2 separate regions of the Homo sapiens genome follow, and region 1 is linked to region 2. Evidence: read pairs that join two places in POLR2A ChIA-PET (ENCODE). Cell type or tissue: endothelial cell of umbilical vein. All regions are shown on one strand. Each heading gives the region's core, and the rest is flanking DNA. Links, peaks and the distances in the headings are about the cores only.

What was found. ChIA-PET counts read pairs that join two places held together with the same protein. Peaks named below come from ENCODE experiments on the same cell type or tissue, not always from the same donor. Only the 100,000 strongest peaks of a DNase experiment are listed, where the experiment ranks them.
Region 1: POLR2A ChIA-PET joins it to region 2 with 12 read pairs; 4 of 35 experiments call an interaction of 5 or more read pairs at or near these places.

Annotation. Positions count from the first base shown.
Region 1 is chr17:63,171,015-63,178,731 of GRCh38, reverse strand. The region is part of intron 5 of TANC2 (tetratricopeptide repeat, ankyrin repeat and coiled-coil containing 2); the gene reads right to left. Among named protein-coding and RNA genes, the nearest start is that of TANC2, 210 kb to the right of the region's middle. In endothelial cell of umbilical vein, for the core only: no CTCF peak of the experiment used is centred there; no DNase peak of the experiment used is centred there.
Region 2 is chr17:63,354,040-63,361,756 of GRCh38, reverse strand. It overlaps TANC2 (tetratricopeptide repeat, ankyrin repeat and coiled-coil containing 2), which reads right to left. Exons shown (of 28, transcript NM_001394998.1): 14 at 6,367-6,974. Among named protein-coding and RNA genes, the nearest start is that of CYB561, 88 kb to the left of the region's middle. RefSeq lists enhancers at 1-313, 314-814. In endothelial cell of umbilical vein, for the core only: no CTCF peak of the experiment used is centred there; DNase peaks (open chromatin) are centred at 3,526 and 5,326; H3K27ac peaks cover 885 bases.

The sequences.
Region 1 (7,717 bases), core at 946-5,945, 180 kb after region 2:
TTGTTGATTATAAACTGCTTATTCTCATCTATTTCAAGACTTAGAAATCTGTGCCATATTTAATCAAATAAACTCATGCTTTCTCTTTAACAGAGTTGTAAAAACAATGATTAGTTTGGCCCAACTGCCAAAGCAAACCTGGCTATATTTTCATTTCTTAGTTCTCGAACGATTACCTGAATTTTTCATTGTTCTGAGGAATGTTAGAAAATAAGCAGCTGCTAAAAGCAGGGGCCGCAATTTGTCACAACAAATGTTGAAAAAGGCACGGAAGCTCTTCCACATCCTTCCAAAACTGAGCTCCTAGCTGTGAGAATCAATGCCCACTACTTTTCAAGAATCAAAGCAACCACCTCTAGCTTATGTGCGCCCATAGGGCAGTTTTTTGTGTTTTTTTTTGAGACAGAGTCTTGCTCTGTCGCCCAGGCTGGAGTGCAGTGGCGCGATCTCGGCTCACTGCAAGCTCCGCCTCCCGGGTTCACGCCATTCTCCTGCCTCAGCCTCCCGAGTAGCTGGGACTACAGGCGCCCTCCACCACGCCCGGCTAATGTTTTGTATTTTTTTAGTAGAGATGGGGTTTCTCCGTGTTAGCCACGATGGTCTCGATCTCCTGACCTTGTGACCCGCCCACCTTGGCCTCCCAAAGTGCTGGGATTACGGGCGTGAGCCACCGCACCTGGCCCAGGGCAGTTGGTTTTAAGGCGCTGCTCCATATTTATTAGTGCCCTTGAGCATAATAGAAGAGGGAAGAAATATAAGAAACAAGAGTTGCAAAATAGAGATAATTGTTGAAACTGGAGGATAGGGACATAGAAGTACCTTGGGGTTATGTTTATTTATACTTCCCACAATAAAACTTTTTTGGATTTGTCCAAGTGACTTTATTTGGACAATGCGATCTTACGAGGAGAGGCTTGAAATGTGCCTGTACAGTTTAACTTGTGTTCTTGTGCTCTGGTGATACACCAGGAGAAGCTCCTGGCTGATACCCCTTCAGCCTGAACCCAGAAACAATCACAGATGATGAGCTCAACTTGAATGCTAGAGCCATCCAGCCAACCTACAGCACGAATCAGAGCCATTTCAACCAATACTTGCAAGCCCATGAGTTTTTTAAAGTGCTTATTTTTGGTTGCTGTAAGTTTTGGAGTGGTTTCTCATGTACCATTATTGTAGGCATTTAATTTTTAGGTATTTGACTCAAATACAACCATAACTTAATTAGCAGACTACGATAAAATTCTAGTGGCTTTTCTTACCATATATTTTCTGCTCAATCTAAGCATTCTCTTAGTCATTTTCCTACTCACTCACTACCATCTAGTTGCTATCTTATTCCAGATTCAATTCCATTTCCTATTCATCTACTGATCTTCTCTTTCTAAAACTATAATTGGCAAATAATAAACTATTACCTATATAACATATACAATTCAATAAATTTTGTGTTTTTTTTTTTTTTTTTTTGAGACAGAGTCTCACTCTGTCACCCAGGCTGGAGTACAATGGCACAGTCATGGCTCACTGCAACCTCCACCTCCTGGGTTCTAGCGATTCTCCCACCTCAGACTCTTGAGTAGCTGGGACTACAGGTGTGTGCCACCATGCCCAGCTAATTTTTTGTATTTTTAGTAGAGATGGGGTTTCACCATGTTGGCCAGACTGGTCTCAAACTCCTGACCTCAAGTGATCCGCCCACCTCGGCCTCCTAAAGTGCTGGGATTACAGGTGTGAGCCACCGTGCCCAGCCGCAATTCAGTAAATTTTGATAAATATATACATCTGGTAAAACTACCAAAATCAAGATACTGAACATTTTCATTACTCTCTGGAAGTCTGTATGTGTCCCTTTGCAGGCAAACTCACTCTCAACTCTAGTCCCAGGCAACCACTGATCTTTTTCCTGTTTTTTTTTTTTTTTTTTTTGAGATGGAGTCTTGCTCTGTCGCCCAGGCTGGAGTGCAGCTGCACGATCTCGGCTCACTGCAAGCTCCGCCTCCCGGGTTCAGGCCATTCTCCTGCCTCAGCCTCCTGAGTAGCTGGGACTACAGGTGCCCGCCACCACACCCGGCTAATTTTTTGTATTTTTTAGTAGAGACGGGGTTTCACTGTGTTAGCCACGATGGTCTCGATCTTCTGACCTTGTGATCCGTCCGCCTCAGCCTCCCAAAGTGCTGGGATTACAGGCGTAAGCCACCGCAACCGGCCTTTTTTCTGTTATTTTAGTTTCTATTTTCTATAATCTTACATAAGCTTATATAAGTAATTAAATAGGTTATATAAGGAATTAAACAGTATGTATTCTAGTCTGGTTTTTCATTCAGCCTGTTTTACAGATCGTCATGTTGTTGAGTATGTTAATAGTTTGCTCCTTTTCATAGCTGAGCAGTATTCCTTTGTATGGATACCACATTTTGTTGTTTCCCTGCTGATAAACATTGTATTGTTTCCAGTTTTTGGCTGATATGTATAAAAGTGCTATAAATGTCCATGTAAAGTCTTTAAGTGGACATATATTTTAATTTCTCTTTGGAAAACACATAGGTGTGTAATGGCTGAGTTATAAAGTTTATAATTTTAGCTTCATAAGAAATTGCCAGTTTCCAAAGTGACTGGTGACTTTATACTCTCCCAGGCTGTGCATGAGAGTTCCTGTTCCTCCATATTCTCGCCAACACTTGGCAGTGAGAGCCTTTTTAATTTTAGTTATACTAATAAATACACAGTGGTATCTCATTCTGGTTTTAATTTGCAGTTCTCCTGATAATGGTGTTGAACATCTTTTCACGTGTTTAGTGACCACTCTTACATCTTCTTTTGTGAACAACTGTTCAAATATTTCATCCATTTTAAAACTTCAGTTGTCATAATAAAATGGTGGTTGTTTCAAGCCAAAAAAAATTCAGTTGTCTTCTTGTTAATTAGTAGTAAGGGTTTATTTATTTTGGATCAAGGGTGTCAGGTATATGTACACTGATATTTTCTCCTATTTTATGGCTCCACTTTCCATTTTCTAAACACTGTATTTTGAAGAACAAAACTTTTAAATTTAGGTAAAGTCCAATTTTGCACATTTTTCTTTTATGACTCACATTTCTCATGTCCTATCCAAGAAATCTTTGCTTGCCCCAAGGTTGCAAAGATTCAGTCCTAGCTCTTACATTTAGGTCTAAATCTTTTTTTTTTTTTTTTTTTTTTGGCGGGGGAGACAGGGTCTCACTCCGTCGCCCAGGTAAGAGTGCAGTGGCACCAACATAGCTCACTGCAGCCTCAAACTACTGGGCTCCAGCAATCCTCTTGCCTTAGCCTCTTGAATAGCTGAGACTACAGGCACACAGCACTGCACCTGGCTAATTCTTAAATTTTTTCTAGAGACCGGATCTTGCTAGGTTGCCAGGGCTGGTCACAAACTCCTAGGTTTAAGCAATCCTTCAGCCTCAGCTAAATCTTAACTTTTGTGTATGGTATGAGGTAAGGGTCAATGTCCATTTCTCCACTTAATTTCCCTAACATTTTTATTTAAAAATAAGTCCTTTAACTTTATTATTCTTTTGTAAAATTGCTTTAAACTTCGTTATCCTTTTGAAAAATTGCTTTGGGTATTCTAGGTCATTTGCATGTTCGTATTAGTTTGCAAATGTCTACAAATAGTTTTTTTCTTTGGATTATGTTCACTCAATTTGGGGAAATTGCTATTTTACCAATATTGGATCTTATAATCCATAAACATGAGAAATCTGTTGGTTGTCTTTAATTGGTCTTAACAATGTTTATTTATAATTTTTAGTGTACAAGTCTTGATCAAATTTTGCTAAATTTATCTCTGATAATTTTATGATATTGGATGCTGTTGTAAATTAAATTGTTTTTGGATTTAATTTTCCAATGGTTCTTTGCTAGAATATAGCAATACCATTCATTTTTATATAGTGACCTCACTGACCTTCTCTTCTGAACACATTTATATATGTAATTACATTTATATAAATGCAATTATAGAAATCTATATTACAGGTATTTGTGTTTATATATTGCTCTGCTAACATACAAACATATTTATGTAATGTAAAAGTAGTTAGAGTAGGAGAGGGGAATCTCCGCATTTACTCTGGAATACTGACATATCAAAGCAGGTTACCAGGGGCTTTATTTACACCAAATTTGGTAGAAATAATGATGATATGCTAAGGAATTAATTAGCTCTAGCATCAGGTTTCTTAAACCAGAAACGGAGATGGACAAAGATTACATTCTCAATTCTTCAAGCATGTCCCTAAATGTATACAGAAACTTTCTTTAATGTTCGTAGGAGCAACAATTTGGGGGGGCAACACTTTGAAACTTTGTGTTTTCCAACTTAATTCCAGGAAACAGATTTCAAGTTTCTCCAAGTGGGGATAAAGGTAGGTGGAGTGGAGGTAGTATAAGGCTGTAAGAAAATGAGGGTAACAAAAGAGCTGTAAAACTAGAAGTACTGTAAAGAATTGAAAGAGTATACCAGAAAAGGGCTTTACCTCACCCTGCATAGCTTTACTGCCAAGAGATGACTAAGTCAAATCAATTAATGTGGAAAATTATGCATCACTAAGACATTAATAGATGCCAAAGTCATGTCAAAAATCTGCCTTCGTCACTGGCAGTGACAGCATGGCAGCTGTCATGAAGTTCATAAGGTACCAACAAAAGAGAATGGCACAAGTGGCTGTAGGGGAGGATGCTAAGGTGAAGGTGTTAACAACCCAGGCCAGTAAAAGAAAGAACTTGTAGAGTGGAATTATAGTAGCTATTGTTCCAGGTGAAATAGTGTTCTTGTCATTTTTACTACCATCGGTGCTATGCTATTGTTCTCATAAAGCATAAGGAAGCCAGTTACATCACTTAATTTTTTTATATGAATAAGTCTGATTATTATTAAAAAATTTATTTTGTGTATGTATGTTCAAGCATGGAAGTCATACATATTCTTAGAACAGTGTAATTATGTGAAAAGGGCATGAAGTGAAGATCACCCCAATATTAACAGGAAAAGCCTGTTTATTCAGCACTTGCTACAGCAGGGGAGTCAGCCACAATCACCTGCATTTGGCAGAGACCCAAAGGCAGGCACAGGAATGGGAAAGTTTTATAATAGAAAAAAGGAAAGGCTTCAGATATGCGCTAACTGGAAGCACCTGGCTTGGAGAAGCTACAGGCAGGTTAACTAGAAACAGGGCATACCATGAGATTGATTAGGGGTGCATATTTGGCTTTCTCCAGTTGGTCTTAAGTTGGAAGCAAGGGCAAAAATTAGAGAGGTCATCAGTTAATAATCAAGCCCTGGCCATTTTGTCCTGATTGTTACAAGGGTTACTGTTATCTTCTTGGACTGTCTGCTAGAGACAGTGGTCTGACTTGTAGATAGCAGGTTGGTTTCTTGGGTTGGTTGCTGCAGACCAGAGGACAGAGTTCTATTTTTATATATGGTCACTGTCTGTCTACACACTCAGTCTCTCAAAGGATAGTGTTAAGATAAACTTCATGTATTTCTCTTTTTTCCTTGATTTTTGAGGATAAATGTGTTATATTTTGCTAACAGATATTTTCCTGAAATTCTCTTTGTTTTATAGACAATTATGTTATCTAATTACATTTATTCCCTTTCCCTCACACTGATTGATCTTAGGTGGTGGATATGGCAGAATTCTGATCCAGTAAAGTTTTACGCACCTTCCTTCTGATATGCCATTCGCATTTACCTTGTATGTAGCCTCCCTTCCATGGAAGAAGATAATTTAGCAGAAATTTAAAACAATGAAAAATCAAAAACCACTAAAAGATATACCACTCCCTACCCTCCTAACCCCCAAGGTAGTGAAATTAGATTATAAACACAGATTAAGAAGTCATAGTTGTAGTTGTTCAGGCTTATAAGCCTTTTTGCAGTAAATTAGAAAGTCTAAAGAGAAATTCTTAGTAGAGAGAACATATGTTATTTATATATATTTATAACATACTAAGTTTCTTCTTTTTCCCTTCCTCTGAGTTCTTAGGTTCATTTCACTCATTCAGCACACATTTAGTGAACACCTACTATGTTTCAGTGACTACATCACTATGGATACAGTAGCAGGCATAAAGGAGATGATGTATTAAATTATTTAAATGGGTGATTTTCATAATTTTAGTGTTTATTTTTCTTGTTTGGATGTTTGAGAAGAAATGACTGAGGGACTGCAGTTATTAAAAGTTTTCATTAGAAAAATGCTGTGATGGCCGGGGGCGGTGGCTCACACCTGTAATCCCAGTACCTTGGAAGGCTGAGGTGGGTGGATCACCTGAGGTCAGGAGTTCAAAACCAGCCTGGCCAACATGGTGAAACCCTGTCTACTAAAAATACAAAAAAATTAGCTGGGAATGGTGGCGGGCGCCTGTAATCCCAGCTACTCAGGAGGCTGAGGCAGGAGAATCGCTTGAACCTGAGAGGCGGGGGTTGAGAATGTGTCATTGCACTCCAGCCTGAGCAACAAGAGTGAAACTCCATCTAAAAAAAAAAAAAAAAGAAAAGAAAAGAAAGAAAAAGAAAAATGCTGTGATGACTCAGCTGTAGTTTAATTCTTTCTTCTCTCCAGGGCAACCAGCATATAATCAGTGTCATTATAAAAAATGTTACTTGGTTAGGGACGAGATAAGGCAGTTATTGTACTGGATAATTCACTGTATAGAATAAATTTTAACCAAGAAAATAAAATATCATTGCTCTGGTAAGGAACCAGAAAACAGCATCCATATTTTATGCCCTTCATTGTAATGGAAGTTTTACTTCTACACAAATGAATTCTAACCAATGCTCTTTCACTTTAAGACATGTAAAAGAAACTATGTAAAACAAATAATACCTTTAGATTTTAAGGGCAGCTTTCTGTTCCACAGTACCAAAGAGGATTTACAGGGATTAACAGAAGAGTAAGTCTTTAATATGTAGATATAGTAGGCATCTTGTGTTATAATACAAAAATGTATTATGTGCCTTTTGATACTCAGTTTTAATAAAACATTAATCATCAGATAACATTCATCAGATAACAACATTCCTTTCAAAATTGGTTTGCAACAGAGCCAAGAAACAGAAATCTAGACTGTATTTTAAAGCTTGTGGCTCATAATCCTCTTCAAACCCTTAAAGAAATTCTCCAGTTGTTTTGCATGATAGCTCTTATTCTCTATTAAAATTTTTTTTCTGGCAGCAATATAAACATCAGCTTCACCTACTCAGAATTATAATGTAACTATTGTGACTACTGTAGAAGGTAATATAAAAGCAGAAAATAATAATGCTGAGCATACTTCAATGATCTAAGAAATAGATTTGGGGCTGGGTGCGGTGGCTCATGCCTATAATCCCAGCACTTTGGGAGGCGGAGGCAGGCGGATCACATGAGGTCAGGAGTTCAAGACCAGCCTGGCCAACATGGTGAAACCCTATCTCTACTAAAAATACAAAAATTAGCCAGGTGTGGTGGTGTGCGCCTGTAATCCCAGCTACTCGGGAGGCTGAGGCAGGGGACTGCTTGAACCTGGGAGGTGGAGTGCAGTGAGCTGAGATCGCACCACTGCACTCCAGCCTGGGCGAGGGAGCAAGACTCCATCTCAAAAAAAAAAAAAAAAAAAAAAGAAAGAAATACATTTGGGACATTTGGGATTTGTGGCTGGATGAAGTAGACTATATTCTCTATCCCAC
Region 2 (7,717 bases), core at 1,258-6,257:
AGACCTCAGGACCTGCTGAATGGCGGGACTGAAAGAGCTGAAACATGCCCCACTGCTCGCCACATTGTGGACGATGAGAAGGAGAGAAGAGCTGCAGTTCTTTGAGGAGCCCAGACCTAGGGACTCCCTGAGCTATGGCTGTGACACCCTCTTTGGGCTCAGCAGTTCCTGGTGTCTCCAAGCTTCCAGGTGCCACCGCATTCCCCTTGTCCAGACGTGGTTGCCTGCAGTGGAAGCTGCGTGCAATATGTTTGGTACAACCGCAGCCTCACATGCAGCTGGCACCTGTGCTGGTGCCTGGAGTTGCCTGCCCTGCTGCAGCAGCCAGCGTGCCTGGTTGTGCAGTGGCTGGACCCCATGCTCTCTTGTCCACACACTGCTCACTGTTCTGTGCCTGGCTCACCCTTGGGAGGTGTGGGATCTGGGCCAGTAGCACGAGCTGAGTGCAGCCTGCTGAGCTGAGTAGGCAGAACGATCCCAAAGGGTGTGAGCAATACTCAGGCAGAAGGCTCTGTCAGCCACAGAGGTTTCTGGCTGGCAAAGCAACACCCCAAAGATCCTGTGACACTACCATACGATCCAGCAATCCCAGTCCTATGTATATACCCAAAAGAAAGGAAATCAGTATATTGAAGAGATATCTGCAGTTTCATGTTTGTTACAGCACTACTCACAACAGCCAAGATTTGGAAGTAACTTAAGTGTCCACCAACAGACAAATGGATAAACAAAATGTGGTGCATATACACAACGGAGTATTATTCAGCCATAAAAAAGAATGAGGCCCTGTCATTTACAACAACATGGATGGAACTGGAGGTCATTACGTTAAGTGAAATAAGCCAGGCACTGAAAGACAGACATTGCGTGTTCTCACTTATCTGTCAGAGCTAAAAATTAAAATAATTGAACTCATGGAGATAGAGAGTAGGGGAAGGTTACCAGCTAGGAAGGGTAGTCAGGACTGGGGAGGGGTTGGTGGAAAGGGGGGGCATGGCTAATGGGTACAAAACATAGAAAGAATAAATAAGACCTAGAATTTGCTGGCACAACAAGGTGACTAGAGTAAAAAATAATTTAATCAAACATTTAAAAATAACTAAAAGAGTATAATTGGATTGTGTGAAACACAAAGGATAACTGCTTGAGGTGATGGATATTTTACCCTGATGTGATTATTACACACTGCATGCCTATATCAAAATATCTCATGTAACCATATATATATATATGTATGTATGTATATACCATGTACCCACAAAAATTAAAAATTAAAAAAAAATTGAAAGTGTGAATAAAAGATGTCTGGTACATTCTCTTTTCTCTGCTTTAACTCTTCCAAGCCTCCTAAGGGTTGATTTAGTTCTAAGAGGCCCTTTTTCCTTCCCATGCTTCATCATTTTGCTGAATTCTCTCCTAATGCTTTGAGAAAGCAGAACCCATCCTCCAGTTTAAGGGTCTGCTCTGGGAGCCTGCAATGGCTATCAGGAGCAGTGACCTCAAGTTTGTGCTTCAGTGAGGGTAAGGTTAATTGTCATCTTGCCTGGAGGCTCATATTTAGATTTAAAAAACAAAATCAACACAAACTTCAACTCACCATTTATTTTGTAGTCATTTCAACCCCATCTATTCTATAAGAAGCCCTGTTATACAGACCTCTGGCACAGTTATTTTTCACTTTGGGGAGGACACCCTCTCTTTTTCCTTAGACAAACTGCTTGTTCTCTGACACCCTGCTTTGTGGCAATGGATTTTGGAGCATCAGGTCTCCAACGTGTAATTCACTTACTAATATGGTCAAATAAATTAGGAAAAACCTCGACAAACCACTTATTATAAGCAATCAATTCTGGTCATAAAGAATCAAGTAAGTACTCAACTATCCCATGGTATAGGTAGGATTTGTGTCGCCTTTTCCCTTTCCATTCATCACAGGATTTGCTGTCTTTAATTTGAGGAAATCAGGTCAAACCAAATTAGGCTCCCACATCACAACCTTAGGCTCCCACATCACAATCTCATTAGGTTGTATCAACTCAACACTCATTACATGAAGTTCACAACAAGCTTCTTGTATCTTATTCAAACATTTAAAAATAAGGCTGGCTAGGCTGGGCACGGTGGCTTATGCCTGTAATCCTAGCACTTTGGGAGGCTGAGGTGGGCAGACCACCTGAGGTCAGGAGTACGAGACCAGCCTGGCCAAATTGGTGAAACTCCGTCTCTACTAAAAATACAAAAAAGTTAGCCGGGCAAGGTAGCAGGTACCTGTAATATCCCAGCTACTTGGGAGGCTGAGGCAGGAGAATTGCTTGAACTCAGGAGGCAGAGGTTGCAGTGATGTGAAATCGCATCACTGCACTCTAGCCTGGGTGACAGGACACTCTGTCTCGAAAAAAAAAAAAAAATGCTGGTGCAGTAGCTCATCCCTGTAATCCCAGCACTTTGGGAGGACAAGGTGGGTGGATGGCTTGAACCTGAGTTTGAGACCAGGAACACAGTAAGACTCTTTCTCTACAAACAAAAAAAATTAGGCATGGTGGCATGTGCCTGTGGTCACAGTTACACAGGAAGCTAAGGTAGGAGGATTGCCAGAGCCCAGGAGGTTGAGACTTCAGTGAGCCGTGACTGTGCCACTGCACTCCAGCCTGAGTGACAGAGTGAGATACTGTATTAAAAAAATAAAAACAAACCCCACAAAAATACACACATAATAACGCAGTAGTCTTTTAATCTCTGGCAAAATCTTACACACACACACACACACACACACACACACAAATATTAATCTGAGAGCCGTTCCTATGGAAGGGAAAGTTAGATATCATGAAAATTGAGAAAATGAGGAATAGAAACAGAACAGAGTGGAGATTTATTCAGGGCGAGCCTAAAGCGATATAGAAATATTAAGCAGTAACTGGACTGCACCACAAGGCTGGTAGCTCCGACTGTCTACTCTATCAGCCTTAAATTTCTACTATGAGAGTCACTAAAAGGTTGCCTAACAAAGGCCGATGACTACTTCTCTCAAATGTCTTATTTTAAATGCACAAGTTGCCTCAAATAGGTTTTCCATCTCTTTACTATTAGCATAATAGCAGGAATTCGCTTATTAAATTAGTGAGTTAATCTGATATCTCCGTGCCCAAGAGAATAAAACATAGGACAGATTAAGTTCAGGGTATGTCAGAAGGCTGACAGTGATGAACAGTGGGAAACAGAGAGCAGAATGAGGTGGTATGGTCTAAGGTTTGTGATTGCTTCAAGGGGCATATTTTACCTAAACTGCAAATCTAAAAGATTCTTCAGTGATACTCTGCTTACAGTTTGATACACACACACATACACACACACACACACACACACACACACACACATACTCTCTCTCTCTCTCTCTCTCTCTCACTCTACTCACCTTGTTACTCATTTATTTCTATGACAATGAGACAACGATACATCTATGTAACGTTAGGTCATTCTCTCTGGTAGGTCAAGTCCTTGCCCAGATTCTGAGACAATAAGCAGTCTGGTATTCAAAATAATGAAAACTCAATCTCAGCTGTAGCATTAACCTCTGGCTCTGCTATTTCCTGCTTCCAGCACCATTCTCAGATTACTGACTCTTTTCAGCTCAGGCAGAAGCAACCTCCTTGGGTAGCCTATTTCTGGAGAAGATCAACTACTTTTTGGCAATTGAGTGCTGAAAGCCCAGGAAAATGGACTAAAAAGGGTAAGAATGTTGTGTTGCCTCTGGAAGCTCTCCTTACACCACAGAGATGTACATGTCAGGCACTGGCTTACCTGGTGTGATTTCAGAGGCACTGAATTGGTCTTCTTTGATCTACTGAAAGATGCTTTAGAGAGAAGGAGAGAAAGTGGAGAACAGAAGGAGAAACAATGTGCAAGAAGTGGAGGCTGAAGGCCACAAAGACAAACCATGCCTGGAGAGAGTCCTGCTAATCAGACCTGCCTGAAATGGAAAACAAGTGCAGCCAGCTGCTTTGAAAGACCAGCTTGGGCTTTGCCAATAGCATTAAATTCTTAGTGAATTTCCATCTCATTGACCTAGGGAGCCTTAAGCACTGAGATCAATACTTCAGTACTTTAGTAACAAGGTTGGTGCCAGCCATTGCTGGGGAGGGGGCTGAGTTCCAACTGAAATGAAATCTAAGAAAGCTTTTTTTGATAACTCCTGGTCCTGTTTACAATTTTACTCTCTGCCATTAAGTGAAATAAGATGATCTCTCAGCAGCCATGCTATTCAATCATCAGGGAACGGATTATACAGGATTTGAAGTTGGAAGTACCTGCTCCTCTTGTCCCAGTGCATCAGTCGGTTGCTGCAAAACTCCTAGTTAAAATGCGATGTTGAGAAGGCAAAGCCTGTATAGTCATGATATGGCTGTATAAAAGCCGTATTTTCTCCTCTGAGAGCCCCTGAGGATTTCATCTGTTGTAAGGATACTATTAATTCAGTGGTAGTCTGGTTGCCTTGGACCTCAGCTTTCAATCCTCTGAGATGTCCCAGGATCTAAGGTCCCAGATCAGCTAGCAAAGTTTCTCTGGGAACTGATCTCAAAGCGTTTATTAGGCAATTCTACATTAGTTTCTTTTTCCTATATACATAGTTGCCAGTTCTTTGTATTAAATATTGACAACAGCTCTAGTAGGATTTATAGTAAAATCCTTTTGGGAACATCATACAATTCACAGAAGGGACTTGGATTGTTTTTATTGTTTCTTTTTAAAATCTTGTGCTCCAAAATGATAACAGCAGAAGATGGCTGTCGCTATCCGATTAGCCACAGGATTTAACTAAGATACACCAGAAGGGTCTATTACTGCAGGGTGAGGGGAGGAAAAAGAACATACCCCAAGTGTTTCTTTTACTCTGTACTATTCTAGGCATCATACTATATGACCTCACTTAACTTCTCAACAACTCTAGAAAAAAGGCATTATTATTGCTCTTATGTAGATAAGAAAACTAAGTCTTAGAAACACTATGTAACTTTTTCCAAAGGTCAAAGTTCCTAGAAGAGGCAGGATTTATATGCAGGTAATTTGACTCAAGAGTTTATGTTCTTTCCACTACAGCATGTTTCTTTAAAAAAGCTTCCCTCTCAGAGAAAATGCTACAAAGTCTATTGCCTGGCTTAATATCTTCATCATAATCTGGAACTAATTTTCTGATGAATCAGCATGGAGTAGGCTGAGCAGCATGCCCACAGTACAGTTGTCTCTAATAAGGCCTGGTGAAGGACACGGTGAAGGGCAATAAAACCCCAGCATGAACACAGAGTTTTATTCTTTCTGATGAGTCACATGTGAGGCATAGTCAAATCTGGCCTCTTCTTTTTGAGCCAAAATAAGCTCTGCATTTGCCAGCTATGTTGTTGGTGTCTTCTTTGTTTCCATGAAGTCAGTAATGTACCCGGCTTTTGAAAACACCAACTTTATTAAAGGAATACGTCTTTAAAAATGTTAGTATGACGGAGTAAAAGCACACCCCGACCAGGATGCCAGAGAACTAGGTTTCATGCAATAAAAAGGGAAACAGTTTCATATCTAGTCTGGTTTGAGTTGAGAAAGATTCTCAAGTCAGGTTCAAGCTCATTGGGAAAGAGTGCTGGGGTAAATCAGTGATCCTGTTGTGCGTGTGGGGTGGGGAGTGGTGGGATATATCATGCACTTGTGATCCCTATTCTGGTGTGTGCCCCTCCCTTCTCCCATGTATTAACCTTATGACTTTGTGCAAGTTGATCCAGCATCTTAAGGCCTTTATAGCAAAATGGAGATAATGACACCTTACGTATCTAAAGGCAGCATGGATAGACCAGCTGATCTCTTCAAATCTTTTTCAGCTAGGAGGTTTAAGATTGTATTTTCTAGTATAAAGCTTAGCATTGGCTGGACTTTAATGGATTTAGTCACTGGAAACTTTAAAAATGATAAGGTTTTATAAAAGGGCAATAAAAACTTTGAAATGATTCTGCCCTAAATCAAAGAGATTTACAATATATCAATTCTTTCTTCATATCAGAATAATAATACTGAGGAAGTCCATTAAATGGTTAACTTAATTATAGCCTGTGAACCCTGTGGGGTCAGTGAAAATTATTTAGAAGAACACAGGAACGTAGGATAGCATTCTAAATATCTATGCAGATGTTGAGTCTTAAGGAAATAACATTGTAAAACAATAAATTAGTTAACCTCATTATAGCCTTGCCTTGAGAAGAAACACAGATGATGTCTCTTCTATGTGAAATGTTCAATGAAGAACACTTCTACTTTCAATACTCACACTCCATGCAATAAACAGAAAACAGACTCAGAATTGTTTATCACAGATATATGTCTTACCTCGGATCACAGAGAAATTTGGTTTTCTCTCCTTCTTCTCTCCAGATAAGCCATTCTCGAAAAGAAGGATGTACAAACATACGAGTCATGTCTCTGCGCTTGATTAGGAACATGGAGAGGTTCTCCATTCTCTGCTGAAAATCCTCCCATTCTAGTGTGCCTTCAATGCTCCCAGCATTGATGGCCTGGAAGATATGCTCATCAGTCAGTGGGTGGAGAGAGGCCACTGCCACATTCAGGAGAGGCATCACCCGGTCAAAGGAAGACTGGGTTGGGAACTTCATATTGCACTGGAGTAAATAAACCTCTGAGAGCGAAACAGGAACTACTTTGTAGCTAGAGCTCTTTAACACTAGATAGCCTTTCTCTATGAGGTCAAATGTAAGTTTCAGATATAGATAGGACCCTTGACTGAGGGTCTTGAGATGAGAACTGAGTTTGCCAAATGTAGTATTGTCCATTTTGCCATTAAGTGAAATGTTATTCTGGATCTCTGAGCTGCTGTGTATCCGGTGCAGGATGTAAGCCTGCAGGTCCTGGTCTATGGCTTCATTCTCTTCTAGTCGATCCAAAAAAATCCTATGGAAAGGCAGCAGCTTGGTAATTTCCTAAAAAGATGGAGAGAGAGAAAGAGACAGAAAGACCTTCAGTTTCCCCTAACTCTTGTGATAAACTATGAGGTTCACAAATGTATTCTGAACTTCGAAGTGGCCAAACAGGGAAACATGATCAAGTATTAGTATCCAAAAAGTAAAACAAATTAGTTGCATAGAAGGGACACAACTTCTCCTAACATTGAGACTTAAGATATATTTTTAAATGGGTCTTTGTAAAGAGTGCTTTTGGAGTGATTTCATGATCGTCATTCTAAACAACACTCCTGAAATAAATAGAAAACGGAGCACTGTATAACTCTTTTGCTGTAATTTTTCTCAGTGTAAACCAGGGCATAATGCCAAGTACAAGTCAGTAAGAGAAATGTACAAAGATTCAAAGACTGGCTTAGAAAAAGTTGGCTTTCTAACTCTCCTAATAAAATGACTATTTAAAAAAAAATTTCCCACACAACACAGATGTATAAAATGACTACATTTAAATGCGGGCCTTCTGGAGATACCTTAGCCGAAAGGTACACTTCTAACAGTAGGAAGCTTGGCACCTTGGTAACAGATTCCAATAGAATCTGTTGGAAATTCTACTGGGGGAAGGTGATATGGCTTTGTGGCTACTCCTATGCACTGGATTCCATCCTTTCTTACCTACCCACGGACTTTGCTCCTGTGAGTACCCATTCCCTCTCCTGCATCTGTTTCTTCTCAGCTGGGTCACACATACATAAACTCCATATTCT